2 separate regions of the Homo sapiens genome follow, and region 2 is linked to region 1. The links are chromatin loops, found by intact Hi-C in ENCODE. Cell type or tissue: IMR-90. All regions are shown on one strand. Links, peaks and the distances in the headings refer to the core of each region. The heading gives the core; the rest is flanking DNA.

Region 1 (8,364 bases), core at 2,425-4,924:
TCATTCTGTTGCCCAGGCTGGAGTGCAGTGGTGTGATCTTGGCTCACTGCAACCTCCGCCTCCTGGGTTCAAGTGATTCTCCAGCCTTAGCCTCCCTAGTAGCTGAGACTACAGGCGTGTGCCACCACATCCGGCTAATTTTTGTATTTTTAGTAGAGACCGGGTTTTACCATGTTGGCCAGGCTGGTCTCAAACTCCTGACCTCAAGTAATTCTCCTGCCTCAGCCTCCCAAAGTGCTGGGATTACAGGCATCTGGACAGTCTACTGATTCAATGCTAATCTCTTCGGGAAACACCCTCATGGATACATGCAAAAATCATGTTTTACCAGCTCTCTGGGCATCCCTGAGCCCAGTCAAGTTGAAGTGTAAAACTAACCATCACAGCCGGGCGCGGTGGCTCACGCCTGTAATCCCAGCACTTTGGGAGGCTGAGGCAGGCAGATCACGAGGTCAGGAGATCGAGACCATCCTGGCTAACACGGTGAAACCGTTTCTATTAAAAATACAAAAAACTAGGCGGGCTTGGTGGTGGGCGCCTGTAGTCCCAGCTACTCAGGAGGCTGAGGCAGGAGAATGGCGTAAACCCTGGAGGCGGAGCTTGCCGTGAGCCAAGATGGCACCACTGCACCCCAGCCTGGGCGACAGAGCAAGACTCTGTCTCAAAAAACAAACAAAGAAAACAAAACAAAAAAACAACCATCACAGTAATCAATCAACAATATTTTATCTAAAAGCCATCATCCGTACCTAGCCAGCAGCCCTTTGTTGCTGGGAAGAACAATGGTCACAGGTTCCATTGTTTGTGGTGACAAGGGGAGATGGGGGAGAGAGCTCTGGCGCTCAGGGTCTGGAGCAGGACCACCAAGATGTGCTTCCAGACTTTGTCACGTGCCGGCTGTGAGGTTCGCACAAACCCCTTGACCCTTCTGGGCTTTGGGCTCTTCATCTGCAAAATGGTTTGTCTCATTTCCTGCACTGGGTTTTTATGAGGACAGATAAGTTAATGTACATGAAAACAGTTGGCAAACTATAAATAGCATCAAAATGTCATTATTATTCTTGAAACGAAAGGTCAGTATTTTAAAATAAAATTTTCCAAGTGTGAGGCTAATTCCCTTTGGATTCCCAGAGACTAGAGAGTTCATACGTGATAAGACAAGCACAAGCAGGTGCATCCATGTCGAAAATACTGGGCCAATTTTTCCACCAGGACCTTCAACCAGACCAGGGTGCATTTTAAGTGGAATTTGCCACCACTTACATGGGGGTGATTTCCAAACGGGTTACTGACATTCAAAATCCATCATGAGAATACTATCCCTTTAGCTTATGCTAGATGGGTTTTGTCACCTCTCACCTGAAAATACCCCACCTCGGTGAGAATGAACATTTTTGGGTGCAAGTTGTGGAAAAGCGATTCATTCATTCAACAGCACCTGGTCAGCACCAGGCTCTGGGAACACAAGGTGGTCAAGACGGCCCGTCCTCCGTGCCGATGGAGCTACTGTCCAGTGCTGACCTGAGACATCGAGCCGGCACTCCAAAAGAGGGAACCAGTCTGTGATAAGGGGCAGTCAGGCAGACATGGATACACCAAGAGGAGCGTCTAACCCAGACGTGAGAAATGCTTCCTGGAAGAAGTGCTGTTCAAGCTGGTAGCTGGAGTGAGTTGGAGTCAGCTGGGAGGGATCGGGTGGGAGTGTGGGCTGGACAAGGGAACAGCTCATGCACAGGTGCTGAGGCGAGAGAGTGGGCAGGAGCGGAAAGAAACCTGGGGCCTGGAGGGTGGAGGGCAGGGCTGGTCCGTGCGGAGATGAGGCTGCAGTGAGGCCGGCCTTGAGGGGTCCCGTGTGCTGTGCTAACCAGTTTGAACTTCCTCCTTAGGGAAGGCAACCCTTCATCCCCATTTTCCAGGGACAGTCGTGGTGTATGTCTGTTGCCTCAGCTTAGTGAGGAAGGGCACTGTCTCCTCTTGCTCTTCAAAGCTGCCTGGGTTGGATGATAAATTATTTGGTCACCTATCTCTATTAGGGCATGGAAGGCAGCAGAGTGAGGCCGTGACTGAGGGGTGGAGAGAGAAATTCAGCTGCTTTATCTGTTTGTTGTAGAGGGGCGTGGGCACAGACAGAAGGGTCTCAAAACATTCATGAGATCATTTCTCCCTCCAAGATAACTATTTCTTTAAAAACCCAAGGAATTGATTGAGGTCTCGGCCTTCAGTTTCTTGTGACCACCATTCACCCTGCCAGTCACCCAAAGAAGTTTGAAGATAGAATGTTTTGCCTCTGGAGATTCCAGTCATGAAGTACCGAGAACCAGGAGATGCCAGGAGGACAGGGTGGGAGAGGAGCAGGCGGCAGGCAGGATCTTCCTTCAGCCCAGGTCGGGGAGGAGAGTAGCAAAAATCAACTAACCTAGTTAGGTGTTACCCAAACCCCAGCTACCAACTCCTGTGGGGTTGGACACTGCCATTCTGGGGGACACTCAGGTCTGTTCTCCTGCCTTCCCGTCCTGGAAATTGGCTGGTGTGCAGTTGCCCTAGGACCCGGGGTCTCCTGGGAGCCCATCTCCCCACACCCTCCTCCCAGGAGATGAGGTCTGATATCACAGGAAATGAGAGTTACTCGGCTTAAATGCTTTTTCCAGCCTAGAGTTGGCATTTCTGCCCTGGTTCTGCCTCTCCCACAGTAATTAACTAATTAATTGCCAACAAGGGGGTGATGCAATTATGACACAATGAGCCTGGCTTTTCAGCCTCCCACCCAGGAGCCCCCACGCTCTCTGAATCAAGAGAAGCCAGCCTGTATTATTAAATAAACAGAATTTCCTCGAACTCCCGCATGGTCACTCAGCTGTGTCTAAGGCCTTAGCCTCACCACCTTCCTTGGTCCCAGAGGCCAGGCTGGGGCTGGGTCAGCTTTGAGAGTGAACACTGGACTCTGGAGAAACCCAATAGCTATTGACCACTGTGTGTCCTTAAGAAGTGCCTCTGGCCCGGGATTAGTCACGGAGGCTCCCTGAACTTGTTTCTTCATCAGTAAACAAACCTAACAAGAGCTGATGCGTTAGTGAACGTAGGGCGCTTTGTAATGCACTGCGATCCTTCTACATATATGCAAACTGAGGCCCAGGGGATTAAGTGCCCTGCCTGGGACCACCAGCAAGCAAGTGGAGCCTGGGTCAGCATCCAGGGTGCCTGGGTCCAGACAGCCTTGCCCACAGTGGCTCACTCTGGCTTGCGGGTACCCTCCTGACAGCAGACCCAGAGAATCTCTACTCCAGCTGCCTGGCTCCCCAAGGTGGAGGGCCAGGAGCTCCAGAAGTCAAAGAGCTGGTGGGAGGCTGGGAAACTTCAGAAGTCACACCTGGGGACACTCAGCCTTTAGGGGGGTTCGTGGTGCTGAGGCCCATCACACGGTCCCAGGAGCTTTGAAAGTCCAAGGGAATTACCCTAGGCGGGGGCCTCAGCCATGGTGGGGTTCCAGCCGGCCCCCAGCTTTGTTTTATTATGTGCCTTAGCAACTGCCTCCCTTGTCAACAAGAAGCCTGGGAGGACTGTTTTGTAAAAGCTCTTCCATCCTAGACTCTTGATACCTCAGCTAGGAATCTTCAGACAGAATAATTGTGAAAGCAGCCTTCAGTCAGAGTTCGCCTCCTAGTCTTATGTTTGGTGATGTGTCCCCAGCTATGCTGCAAGGTCGTCCCAGGACAAGCCTTGAGCCATCGGCTTCTCTGAATCCCCAAAGCACTTAACACAGAACTTCAATGGAGCAGTGGCTCAATTATGCTCAGATTATAAATCACAAACTCTGTTTGCATTACAACCGATTTCTTTCCAAATCTTGTCAATGGAATTTCTAAACATGTTAGCATCACTGTAATGATATGCAAGTGCTATTTGGTTCTCAACATTTTTTATTTGACATTATTTTATCTATTACACACTTCAGTGCATAATCCACATACTTGTCATTGTTAATAGCTGCGCCGGATTCCAGGGTCCCAACATACCATCCTTTGTTTAAGCATTCCCTAATTGTTGGGTATTTGGGTTGCCTCCAATGTTTGAACACTATTAATAGTGCTGCTGGGCCACCTGGTTTTTCTCTCCTTTGCCTGGACATGAGGAGATGGGATGGGATGAGGGAGGGAACATTTTCTCTCCTGCATTCCCAGAAAGGCCTATTCTTCACACTACTTCCCTGGGCTGGGAATAACAGAGGCCAATGTCTGCTGTTCTGTCACAGACAGGCTATTATCTCAGACTGTCATTGGGAGACTTCTTATAAGGCCTGTGGTGCCCCAGGAATAAGAGCAAGGCCCTCAGCTGGCTGCACTCAGGGGCTCTGGACTCAGCAGGGCTTTCATGTTGAGCTGTTTGCTGTGAATTTGGCTTTTCCTGTATGTGGCTCTGTTGAACCATCTCATCAGACAGGCCCTGAGGAGAGACCTGATAATATCTCTCCTGTTCCTAGCAGGTCATTTCAAGGTTACACTGGGAATCCCAGAACTTCTGAGCTGAAAGGTAATCTTTCTGTTTAACTAACCGACCTTTCTATTTCACAGCTGAGGACATTGAGGGCCAGAGAGGGAAAGTAACTTTCCCAAGCTCACTCAGCTGTTTTTGGCAGAGCTGGGCTGGGGCCGGGAGGGCCTCCCACCCCCAGGCAGGCGTTAGTGTCACCTGGCTTCCCCAGGGTAGCATGTTTATGGATTGGAATCCTTCTTGAAGTTAAGATACCAATTCTCCGCAAATTGAACTGTAGATGTAACACAATCCCAAGCCAAGGCACAGCAGGATTCTTTGTGGATACAGGCAAGTGAATTCTAACACTTATATGAGAAGGTAAAGCCAAGGCAATTTTGGGAAAGAACAAATTTGGAGACTCACACTACCTGATACTATCAAGCTACAGTCATGCAAACAGTGTGGTATTGGTGAAAGGATAGACAGAATAAAGAGTCTAGAAATAGACACACACAAATATGGTCAATTGATTTTTGGCAAAGATATATAAAGGGAATTCAATGGAAAAAGGACAGTCTTTTTAATAAATGATGTTGGAGAAATTTGATATCCTATGCAAAAACAATTACCCTTGACCTGTGCCTCACGTTATAGAAAAGTGAATTAAAAATAGATCATGGACCTAGATGTAAAGTATGTAACTATAAAACTCTTAGAAGAAAACAGGAGAAAATCGTTGTAATCTTGACTTAAACAAAGAGTTCTTAGATACGACAACCAAACCATGCTCTATAAAAGAAAAACAATAAATTGGACTTTATCAAAATTAAACACCTTTACTCTTGTGAAAGACATTTTAAAGAGAATGAGAAGAAAAGCTGCAAACTGGGGGGAAATACTTGCAGATCACATATCAGACAACAGACATCTAGACTATAAAAAGAACTCGTAAAAGTAAGATCAGAAACAACCAATTTTTAAAAACTAGGCAAGATTTGAAAAGATGCTTCACCAATTAAGATATAGAAATGGCAAACGAATACATGAAAAGATGCTCATTAGTGATTAAGGAAATGCGAATTGGCCGGGCGTGGTGGCTCACGCCTGTAATCCCAGCACTTTGGGAGGCCGAGGTGGGCGGATCACCTGAGGTTGGGAGTTCGAGACCAGCCTGACTAACATAAAGAAACCTCGTCTCTACTAAAAATACAAAATTAGCCAGGCGTAGTGGTGCGTGCCTGTAATCCCAGCTACTCAGGGGGCTGAGGCAGGAGAATCACTTGAACCCGGGAGGCAGAGGTTGCAGTGAGCCGAGATCGTGCCATTGCACTCCAGCCTGGGCAACAAGAGCGAAACTCCGTCTCAAAAAAAAAAAAAAAAAAAGGAAATGCAAATTAAAACCAGAATGAGATACCATCTCATGCCTATTAGGTTGGCTAAAAATACTGACAATACCAAATGCTCACAAGGATGTGAAGAAACTGGAACTCTCATACATTGGTGGTGGGAATACAAAATGGTACAGCCACACTGGAAAATAGTTTGATTATTTCTTATAAAGTAGAATCTATTTACCATACAACACAGCAATCCCACTTCTAGGTATTTCTACCGGAGAAATGAAAACATTCTCCTACCAAAAACTACACCAATATGCATAGCGGCACTACTCATAAGCTCCAACATGTGAAAACAACCCAAATGTCCCTCATTGGATGAGCGGATAAACGAACTGTGGGACGTTCATACAATGGAAACTACTGTGCAGTAAAGAGGAAAAAACTATTCATACAACGACTTAAATGACTCTCAAATGCATGATGCTAAATGAAAGGCCTGTCACAAATCAGAGCTCACTGCTTCCATCCTCCTTCCCCTTTCTTTAAACTCTAAGTGAAAGAAGCCAGTTTCGAAAGGTTACATACTGTGTAATTCCATTTATATGGCATTCTGAAAATGGCAAAATTACAGGAACAGAAAATAGATCAGTGGTTGCACAGAGCTTGGGATGAAGGAAGGGCCTGAATGCAAAGGCATAGCATGAGGAAATGCTTTGTGATATAGGAATTGTTCTTTATCTTGTTAGTAGTGGTGGTTACATGAATCTGTGCTTGTATTAAAACTCAGAGAGGACTCTACATCCAAAGTGACTTCTATTTTATGTAAGTTAAAAACACAAAAAGCTGACAAAATACTTTTGTATCATTAACTTATCTAAGTCTCCTAACTACCCATTAGTGGATCCACTGGACACTTTGAAGAAGGAATGAATTGTTCATTCATTTATTAATTTAAGAGCTATTTATGGGCCCTTACTATGGGCATTTCTCTAGGTACAGGCGCAAAGAAAAGTTTTGATCTCAGAGAGCTCCCATTCCAGCAGGTAATTCTTCTGAATACTGAGTTTCCCCCACCTGTGAGTTTGTAACTTCCCATCTTGACCCTCTCACTGCAGGAAGCTGCCACCTCCCACTGCAGCTTCCCAGTCACCCGGGGCCTGGGCTGCGTGGCCTGTATGGAGGTCAATGCTTGGGCCCTGGAACGCTGCACCAAGCAGCAGGGGAGATGGGTAGCAGCAGCCTTGCCCTGGGTCTGGTACCCAGACTGCCTGGCCACCCACTGTAGGGGTTGCATTTGGCCTAACCTTTCCAACAGATGAAACAGACCCTCTTGACATGGCTCAAGTTCTCCTACTTGCTGTCAGGACTGTTCTGCTGTGAGCTCTGCTCTTTCTCCAGTGATTAGAATCAACACAAATGGGGATAGGGGTGGAGTAAAGAGGGGAATATATGAGCAAGAGTGGGGAGATGAAGGGCAAGGGAGGTGAGCGTGTAAGCAACAGTATACAACACAAAGTACTGTACACATAAAATACAGGGAGGTGAGTGTGTAAGCCACAGTACACACATGAAATACTGTACACATAAAATACAAGGAGGTGAGTGTGTGAGCAGTGGTACACACGTGAAATACTGTACACATGAAGTACAGGGAGGTGAGTGTGTCAGCAATGGTACGCACATGAAATACTGTACACATGAAATACAAGGAGGTGAGTGTGTGAGCAGTGGTACATACATGAAATACTGTACACACAAAATACAGGCAGGTGAGAGTGTGAGCCACAGTACACACATGAAATACTGTACACACAAAATACAGGAAGGTGTGTGAGCCACAGTACATACATGAAATACTGTACACACGAAATGCAGAGAGATGAGTGTGTGAGCAATGGTACACACATGAAATACTGTACACATGAAATACAGGGAGTGAGTGTGTGAGCCACAGTACACACTTGAAATACTGTACACACAAAATATAGGCAGGTGTGTGAGCCACAGTACATACATTTAATACTGTACACACGAAATACAGGGAGGTGAGTGTGTGAGCCACAGTACACACATGAAATACTGTACACACGAAATATTTTGAGTCCTCTAAACAATGTTATAAAACAGATGTTTCTCCCCTATATCCAGGTGGCATAATGGTGACCTGGGGGATTGCATGGCTTGCCCAATTCCCACAGCTAGGAAAAGGGCTAAATCAGGCTTCTAACTCAAGTCTCTGTGCCCCCAGAGCCTGTGCCCTTCCCCATCCCACCCTGCCTCCAGGCTACAGGAGCCACAGGCCCAAGTTCATGGGCAGGCAGCCAAGCTTCCCCCTTGGAAATGCCCTGGCTTCACCTGGGTGCTCCAGCTCCCAGACAAGACTTAGTGGAGACAGGGTGTTCAGAGTTAGAACCCACAGAGTCTGGGTTCTAACTCACATGGCTTTGGGCAAAGAGCATGTTCCTTCCTTACCTCCCTCTCCAGGAACATCAGAGGGGGTAATTTAAGAGCCTCCCTCCTGTCTTTCCACAGTGTGGTAGGCAATGACCCCGAT
Region 2 (8,364 bases), core at 3,507-6,006, 110 kb before region 1:
GACATTGGAATTGGGCTTCTAAGGATGACTAGGAGTTTGACAGGTGGAGAAGGTGGGGGAAGAGCCATCTAGGCAGTGGGGTCAACTTGAGCAGAAGTCTGGAGGTATATGAGACATTCAAAGATATTCACATTAACTGGATGGTATGATTCAAGCTATGATTTCTCTCTTCTTCTAGCTAGCACTCAGTCATTGCTTTTTATTAAACATCATAACCATTATCCACACTGATCCTTGGCTCTTGTCTCACAGAACATGAGCCTTCAATGTAAAAGTAGAGAAACAGAAATGTTGTTGAGCCTTGGTAGGGCTTGGCAAGGTCTCTTATGTTCTCTTGCTGTGTCCATATCCTTTTTTTTGTGTGTGAGATGGTGTCTCACTCTGTTGCCCAAGCTGGAGTGCAATGGTGTGATATCGGCTGACTGCAACCTCCGCCTCCTGGGTTCAAGCGATTCTCCTGCCTCAGCCACCCGAGTAGCACCCACCACCTTGCCCGGCTAATTTTTGTATTTTTAGTAGACATGGGGTTTTGCCATGTTGGCCAGGCTGGTCTCGAACTCCTGACCTCAGGTGATCTGCCCCCTTTGGCCTCCAAAGTGCTAGGATTACAGGCATGAGCCACTGTGCCCGGACTCCACATCCTTCTTAGGGTTGTCTGCACACTGGGACATTTTCAGCCTGTGGCTCTGCTCCTGTATGCTGTCTCTCCATTCTGAGAAGCCCTTTTTGCTGCAGTGACTGGCTCCATCCACCTGCCAGACAGACAAGCTTTCGTTCCCTCTTGAAAAGGCTTTTGCTTGATGGAGGAGGAAACCAGGGAGGAGGGAAAGAGACGCATCTTATTCTCCTGAGAAGAGTCATCCTGTTTGTCTCCATTGGCGGCTGGCTTTATTTGGCTTCTATTTGGATGGTGAACCCATTGCCTTGAGGGGCTTGGGGAGACAAGTGCTTCTGTAGGAGGAGTTCTGTGCCTAATGAATTGTTCAGTGAGGAATGCTAAGCAGAAAGCATTCTGGAAGGAAAGACATATTTTCAGTATTGAGGCCTGAGGCCCCTAATACCTCCCAGATGAAAAACTAAGGGAGTGATCCTCCCAAGTGTGCGTGACTGACATTTGCTCCCCAATGCACTAAGCATAAGCTTGTTTTATTGTGTTTACAATTTTGTATCTTCAGACCGTAAATGATTTATTGCAAACATGAATGTCCTAGACAGTAGAGATGTCCAGGCTTTTCTCTAAAGCCAGAGCTAATCCTGCACCAGAGATCCAGTTTGATGAACTCTTCAGTGTTCCCAAACCTCATGTGCTTATGAGAGATCAGGACAGGGAGATATCTGGTCTTAAGCAGCTCTACCCGGGGTAGAATACTGTCCTACCCAGGAGAGGATCTTGGCAAATGAAGCCTGTGTGCCTGCCTGAGATTGAGCCTCCTGCCCTGTGACCCCTGAGTATAGAGCAGAGGACCAGGCAGTGTTGCAAATATGCTCCTCACAAATCCAGATAGGAGATATGGATTTAACACTATCTTCTCCTTGAACCACTTGATAATTTTTTTTTCAATCGCAAGAAAACTTAATTCCTGTTCCACTGTCTCTAGCTCTCTGAGGGATAAATGCTCTGACAATGTAGACAAGGACCAGATGTGCAGTGGATGGGTCAGTCTGTACTGGGAGGGAGGAGGAGGGAGAAGGGAGGAGGGAGAAGCAGGCCTGAATGTCATTACTTGCAAGGGTCAGGGGGGTCAGTGACAGTGGCAAGAAACAGATTTTTCCAGCTGCTTTCAGGCTGAGATTTGTACTGCATAATCTGAATGCTTTTATCTGTTTCTGAAAATAGACAGGAATTTTTTCCACAGGCTGCTCCAATCTGGCTGTGGAGACGTGAGGGAGGATTGCAGGGAGACAGTTGTATGTAGTCCAGTAAGTACGTTTTGTGACCCCCCACCACCCCCCCCAACCAAAATGAGCCTTTCTCCATATTGGCTCTGTGGAGCGACATTATCTTAAAGCCTCTCAAAATCAGGAGTCAAAAGTGCTGGACATACTTTCCATTCTGAATTTTGTGTAGCTTCTGATATCTTGAGCTATCGTTTATTTTTGCTTAAATAGTCAGGATAAAAGGCCTTTGCGAGTTCCTAAGTATCTGTCCAGATACTGGTTTCTTGAGTCTGCGCAGAAGGGCGTATGTGGGAAACATAAACAACACAAAATAAAACGGTTTGATCAGAAATTATAGTTTATAGTGATTACCAATTCCACAAATCATATTCTCCTCCTTTATCCTGAATTTAGACTACAAAGAAGCATCACAAATTATTGACAAAGATATTCTGGAAGGTTAACTCTGGATTAAATCAGACTTCATCTCTCTCAGCAGCTGGTGCCTCTCATCTAAGATCAAAAGGATCTTGAACCTTCCAAGTGAACTGCTGTCAAGCAAACAGCAGGAGAACCTCTAATATTATTTACATAGCATTTTCTTTTTCCAATTATGTATTGGTTTCTTCTTGGTACAAGTCTAGCTTATAAATGTGGAAACCAAGACACAGGAAAAGAAAACAATGTTAAAGTTCAGGTAGAGAGTCAGAGAGGGAACTGAGAATAAGACAAGCTCCTTTTAACCCACAGATAAATGTGTCTAGATATCACCTCTACTTATTGCAACAATCCTTTTCTTTTTTTTTTTTCTTTTGAGATGGAGTCTCGCTCTGTCGCCCCGGCTGGAGTGCAGTGGCGCAATCTCGGCTCACTGCAAGCTCCGCCTCCCGAGTTCACGCCATTCTCCTGCCTCAGCCTCCCGAGCAGTTGGGACTACAGGCCCCCACCACTATGCCCGGCTAATTTTTTGTATTTTTTTAGTAGAGACGGGGTTTCACCACATTAGCCAGGATGGTCTCGATCTCCTGACCTCGTGATCCGCCCGCCTCGGCCTCCCAAAGTGCTGGGATTACAGGCGTGAGCCACCGCACCTGGCAACAATCCTTTTCAGTTGCTATTCACCCATCTACCAAAAATATGAAGTCATTTTTGCTGAGGGTGCAGTAAAGCATGCCAACTTCATTTTCCAACCTGGAGTTTCTTGGGCCTATAGGAAACGGATTAGAGTCTTTGAGGCTGGTACATTTGGGGACCTTGTTTGCAACGTTCCTCTAAAGTAGACCTTATAATGAATGGAAGCAAGAGAAGAGTGCCAGATTATTCTGGAATGCTGTCAATATCCTGTGTCTCTGAGACTCTACTGTTGCCCTTATGTCCAAAGCCCCATGATTAACTCAGGTACCAGTGAGGAGGAAAAAGCAGAAATGTGAACTCTCATAGTCACCTACTGCAGGCCAAGGTCTCTGTCTAGGAACTGCTATGTGTGAGTCAATTTCCTGATGATGCAGTTTTTTTCTGCTCCATACCATGCTGAGTGGAATGTCTTGTTTATCAGCCCTCCAGGACCCCCACACCTGGTACTGTGGCATCATGACGATTGTCATAGTCTATGGGAAGGTGACTTCAATCTGCTGTGTGTATAATACTGTGTGACTCCCAGTTGTCAGCCACTCAGTCATTAAGCAGAAGAAAGAATGGGAAGGCACAGAGATCAGAGGGAGAAGGACAAAGAGATACAAGGAGAGTGACAGGAAAGAAGAAAAAATGACTGAGAAACTCCTAATGCAAAGTGGGTAATGGGTTTTGAAAATAACAGGGTGAGCCAAAGAGAAAGGGACAAATGATTTAGCAGAGAGACTGGAACATATACTGGTACCTCCACCTACTGTACCCCAAGCCTTGTGTTGAACCTGGACAAACAGTCTGGCCCTTCCAGGGACTCCCAAGCACAACGAAACACAGAGCTTCAAAGGAAAGAAGAGCAGGAAGTTGGTGGGTTTCAGGTGCTTGGAAAAGAAGTAGGCTGACATCTGACTCATCCTATTCAACTGCAAGCACCCAACACACACAGAAGCTTTCAGATGAGATCATCTGGTCGTGACTTGCAAAAGACTCTGATTTGGTGGCATATGGGGCTAGGCACTTTATCAACATTTTTCTTCCAGCACAGCAAAAGGTGGGTAGAATTGCAGCTCTTTTATAATAATAAATAATGTTATGGAAAGGAAAAATGAAGTATAGAGAAGGGACAGACCTTAAAAAGGATGCTCAATAATAAGAAAAACAAACACACACACACACACACACACACACACACACACAGACAAACAGACATTGTTCTCCTTGATCCATTGAGAGGTAATATGGTAGGACAGAAAACACATGGGCTTAAACATCAGAAAGACGTAGGCCTAAGCCTGCTTTTGCCACTTACTGACCTTTAGCAGTTGGTTTAACCTCTTTGATCCTCAGTTCTTTCATCTGTACAATGGGAAAATAATACCTACTATTCAGGGTTGTTGTGACGGCTGATGATGAGATGTGCATTTGGTTAGGAGATCAGTAACTGTCAGCCAGGATTATTCTACTATCTGTTAGCTTCAAGCAGCAGTGTGAGGACTAACTTCTCCAGGCAGCTCCTCCATCTCCCCAGTTATTGTTGTTTTATGGTACTTTGGAAAGGAGTTTCAAGTTCATTTGGTTCAAGTCGTTCCTTTTGTGGTCCAGAAAGGTGGGTGGCTGATTCGACATCACAGTTGGGATGTAGATTAGTGGCAAAGCTGGGTTGGTGCACCTGGCTTCCCAGACAATACTGCTTCCTCCTTACCTGTCTGCTTCTGCTAAAATGATGACTGGACCATCTTTGTAATAAGTCTTCAGAAGAAAAAATATTGGTAAAAATAAATGAACCAGATGCCTCCCCTTTCATTACTTTGCGATCCCTTTACTCACCTGGGTTGTTGTGCAAAGCGGATAAGCTCTCCACCTTGTGGGTGCTAACACAGGGATCAGGGAGATTTCTTATCAATGTGCTGGCAGCCCCATCAAAACTTCACATGAGCTTTTTTTGCTTTCCTGGTGGAGGCAGTAGCAGTGACTTGCTGCTATGGGATGCTCTGTCCACTAGCCTTGGCTTATGGGAATCCATCCAATGACTGTGCAGGAAGTCATCTATCTAATCCCCTTTGCCAGTAAGAATGTTTAAAACTGGCCAGAACCTCAGGGACAGTTCAGCTATTAATGGAAAGTAAATCAAATCTGAGGCCCTTAAAGACCCATGTAGTATAAACTGCATTTCCATAGACCTTGAAGCACATCTAGAAAGCCTTGTGGAAAGAAAGAGGGCCTTAGTTTCATCCTAGGCTGTGACTGCTTATGTTAGTTAGGGTCAGGCCAGATAGTTGATTCATCTTTTATAGAGCCAAGAACTCTCCAGAGGTAGAAAACAGGAGGGCAGTGTATTTAAGATGAAAGGAGAAGGAAGAATCCAGCCTAGGAAGAAAGGCAGCCTGGGACCACATCCTGACCCCAATCTTGTCTCAGGGCCGGGTTCAACCTCAGGTCTTCCTTTTCCTTCAGTTGGTTGAGAGAGGAGAGAAGACCAGAAATGGGTGAAAAAGAAGGGAAGCCTTTCATCTGTCCCTTGCAAAAAGGGACTCTCTTACCATGTCCAGTTAAGACTCTCCTTCTAGAAAATGGGCATGGAGGTGCTGATTGGAGCAGAATCCATTTCTCAGATACCAGCTCACCATCAGCATCTGGGTGGAGGGAGGCGTTCATGCTGGCCAGATGTTTGTAAGGCTGTGATAGTGAAGCCAAGAACCCCTGCAGTCAGCCAATGTTCTACCCAGTCTAGGATGAGGCTGCTTTGCCCTCAGCCTGGGGAGTGCCTGGGAAAAGGCAGGTCAGATCAGAGTGGGGATGTGAGGGGACCCTTTCTAAGCCAAAGGCCCACTTCAGTTCCAGGCAAAGAGGGTCTCCCTTTCTTCTCCCCCAACAATTCCTCAGATGATTACTTCCACACCCAATTTCCTTCATGCTCACATAAGGAGCCAGGCTCAGGGTCTGCAGTTTGGGAGGAAAGCTGCCTGCTCACCCCTCCTGTTTATCCTACACACACACACACACACACACACACACACACACACACACACGCCTGCAAGATTTCCACTCTTCACTGACTGTATCAGCCCAGCCTCATCTCCTTCCACGGCAGGGCCCTTGGAACCCAGCGCTGAGCTGGTGCTACTCTAAAAATAACTGTGTCCGATGTGATGAATGGGAAGGCATTTGCTCTCCTTTTCCTGCCTCGCGTCGGGGCCTGAATCATGTTGGGAAATGACATTCTGTTAACACAAGCACTTTTGCTTCCTCCTGTGCTCTCTCACCATCCGGTGGGGGCCCTGGCCGGGACTGGCTTTCAATTTTTAAAGCCCCCTGGGGGTCCATCCAATACCCCCATCCCCTGACATTAAGGAAAGTTTTAAACAAAGAGAAATGGAGAGAAGCATCCTGTGCTTCCCTGGGGGCATGCTAAGGACTTGAGGAGGCACAGGTGGCACAGATACGACCCCACCCCTACTTCACTAGGAAAAGCTGAGCTGACTGGACATCCAGACCAGGAATGTCTCTCGAGGCCAGGAACCAGCCTCAGCTCTGCACTGGGCTCTGGGCAGCCACTTGATGAATGACTGCAGAGTGGGAAATGGGAGGGACCCAGCCAGATAACGACTCCCTGCTTCCATCTGAGAGCGGCTCTGATACCATCTGGAATCAGACTTGTGGGGGAGTGGGCCTCAGCATTTTGGGCAACATATTTTGAGGCTTCTCCTTCCAGAGAAGCAGCTGGGCTTCTCTTGACTTTGTTCTAAGTTCTGTGAAGCCAAGCATCAAACCAACTTACCTTCCCATACCCCTACGTCCCAGTCATCGTGCCTGGCTCAGAAGAAGATCTTAATAGGTGCTTTTTGGTTCGAACAGAAATAAGTAGCATCTAGAGAGTCTAGGAGGGAGAACTAGAGTCACTCAGCTTTTTAAAGAACAAAGGATGGAGTCTCTGGAATCTAGAGATTTAGTCAAGGCCCTCATGCTGGGCCTGGGGAAAGATCATTTCTTTTTTTTTTTTTTATTTTTTTATTTTTATTTTTTTTAGAGACAGGGTCTCACCATGTTGCCCAGGCTAGTTTCAAGCTCCTGGGCTCAAGCGATCCTCCTGCAACGAACTCTCAAAGTGCTGGAATTACAGGTGTGACCCACCATATCTGGCTGTAAGATCATTTCTTAAAGCCCTTCCTCCAGCCTTGACTCTATCCCAACTCACAGGCCACTTGGGAACCCATGACTCTCTTCTCTGGAGCAAGGATTTGGCAGCTTATCACCCTCAGACAGAAACCAGCTCCTCCTGTGAAGCCTTACTTCTCATCCCTAAGACTCATTTCTGGGTTTTGTCTTGGATTTGTATGGGATCTTGGTTTAATGGAACCTGTTTTAAACATCCTTTTGGGCCCCCTATTGATCCTCTTAACCTTTAACCTATTCTCAAAGTGACAAAAACTTTTGGCTTAAGCAGTAAACCCATAATAAATCAGAACTCTAGGGAATCCATGTTTCACAGTTTCAAGAGAGTTCCATTGTTGGACTGGGGCAGAATATAACCAGCACCCATGCATGATCATCACTCCCATCTGTGTGTCTTCAAATGTGTAGGGACCCCGGACCAGGTCTTAGTGGCTGCTTGCAAGCTATATTATCCAGCTCTCCAACATGTCTCCCCACTCTTTTGGCACCCAATCACACACATGCCTACCCTGAGAGAAGATGGGGAGCATGTGGGCCTGAGAACAAAAGTCTACCCTCTCAAGGTAGCCAGGACAGGCTTCTCAGCTGTCAGCGAGTGATGGCAGCAGACAGGCTCACTATAGCTGGCAAAGGCCGATGCATACTCATGAACCTAGGCGACACAGATATGCAACGACTGGAGAAGACACAGGTTCATGTAAGTAAGAGGCTGAGATTGGGGAATCTCTAAGGGCACAGACTCAGGCAGATACCACAGGAGACTCAGATTCCAAAAATGGGGGCACAGAGAAGCATCAGCCCAGTGACTCACACCCTGCAGGTGCCGGTCATTGATGAAGAAGTGGAAGGAATTTGGGAAGGAGGCATTGGCTCGCCAGATCTTGTCGTGACCATAGGTATCTTCATTGGCAAAATGAGGAGGCAGGGTTGATCTCTGAATCTGTGATGCTGGCATACTTTTGTACTTAAAATTGGAGGAATCAGGCAATAGGAGGAAGAGAACAGCCTCTGTGGTGAGACGGCCAAATGGTTCCTAAAGAGAAGGTTTCCTTCTGCCTTTTCAATTTCTTGAATCTTTCTCCATAATCCCTTGTAACAAATCAAAGTGCTCTTTCTTAGAAGGCCTGGACTCCATCTTGGTGGTTAGCACCTCCTTTAATTTCTGCCGCACACCTTGTCAGCTCTCCC

The links. Peaks named below come from ENCODE experiments on the same cell type or tissue, not always from the same donor. Only the 100,000 strongest peaks of a DNase experiment are listed, where the experiment ranks them.
Region 2: it touches region 1 in a loop (2.2-fold over the local background); 4 of 110 quality-filtered maps call a loop at or near these places.

Annotation. Positions count from the first base shown.
Region 1 is chr2:30,296,440-30,304,803 of GRCh38, reverse strand. It overlaps LOC102723594 (a long non-coding RNA gene), which reads left to right and starts at 4,108. Exons shown (of 3, transcript XR_427017.4): 1 at 4,108-4,527; 2 at 8,343-8,364. RefSeq lists enhancers at 1,197-1,877, 1,878-2,560, 2,561-3,242, 3,243-3,925. In IMR-90, for the core only: no CTCF peak of the experiment used is centred there; DNase peaks (open chromatin) are centred at 3,033, 3,853 and 3,933; H3K4me3 peaks cover 563 bases; H3K27ac peaks cover 2,201 bases.
Region 2 is chr2:30,405,914-30,414,277 of GRCh38, reverse strand. No RefSeq gene overlaps it. Among named protein-coding and RNA genes, the nearest start is that of LCLAT1, 37 kb to the left of the region's middle. RefSeq lists an enhancer at 3,182-4,094. In IMR-90, for the core only: a CTCF peak has its summit at 4,978; DNase peaks (open chromatin) are centred at 3,937 and 5,017; H3K27ac peaks cover 2,182 bases.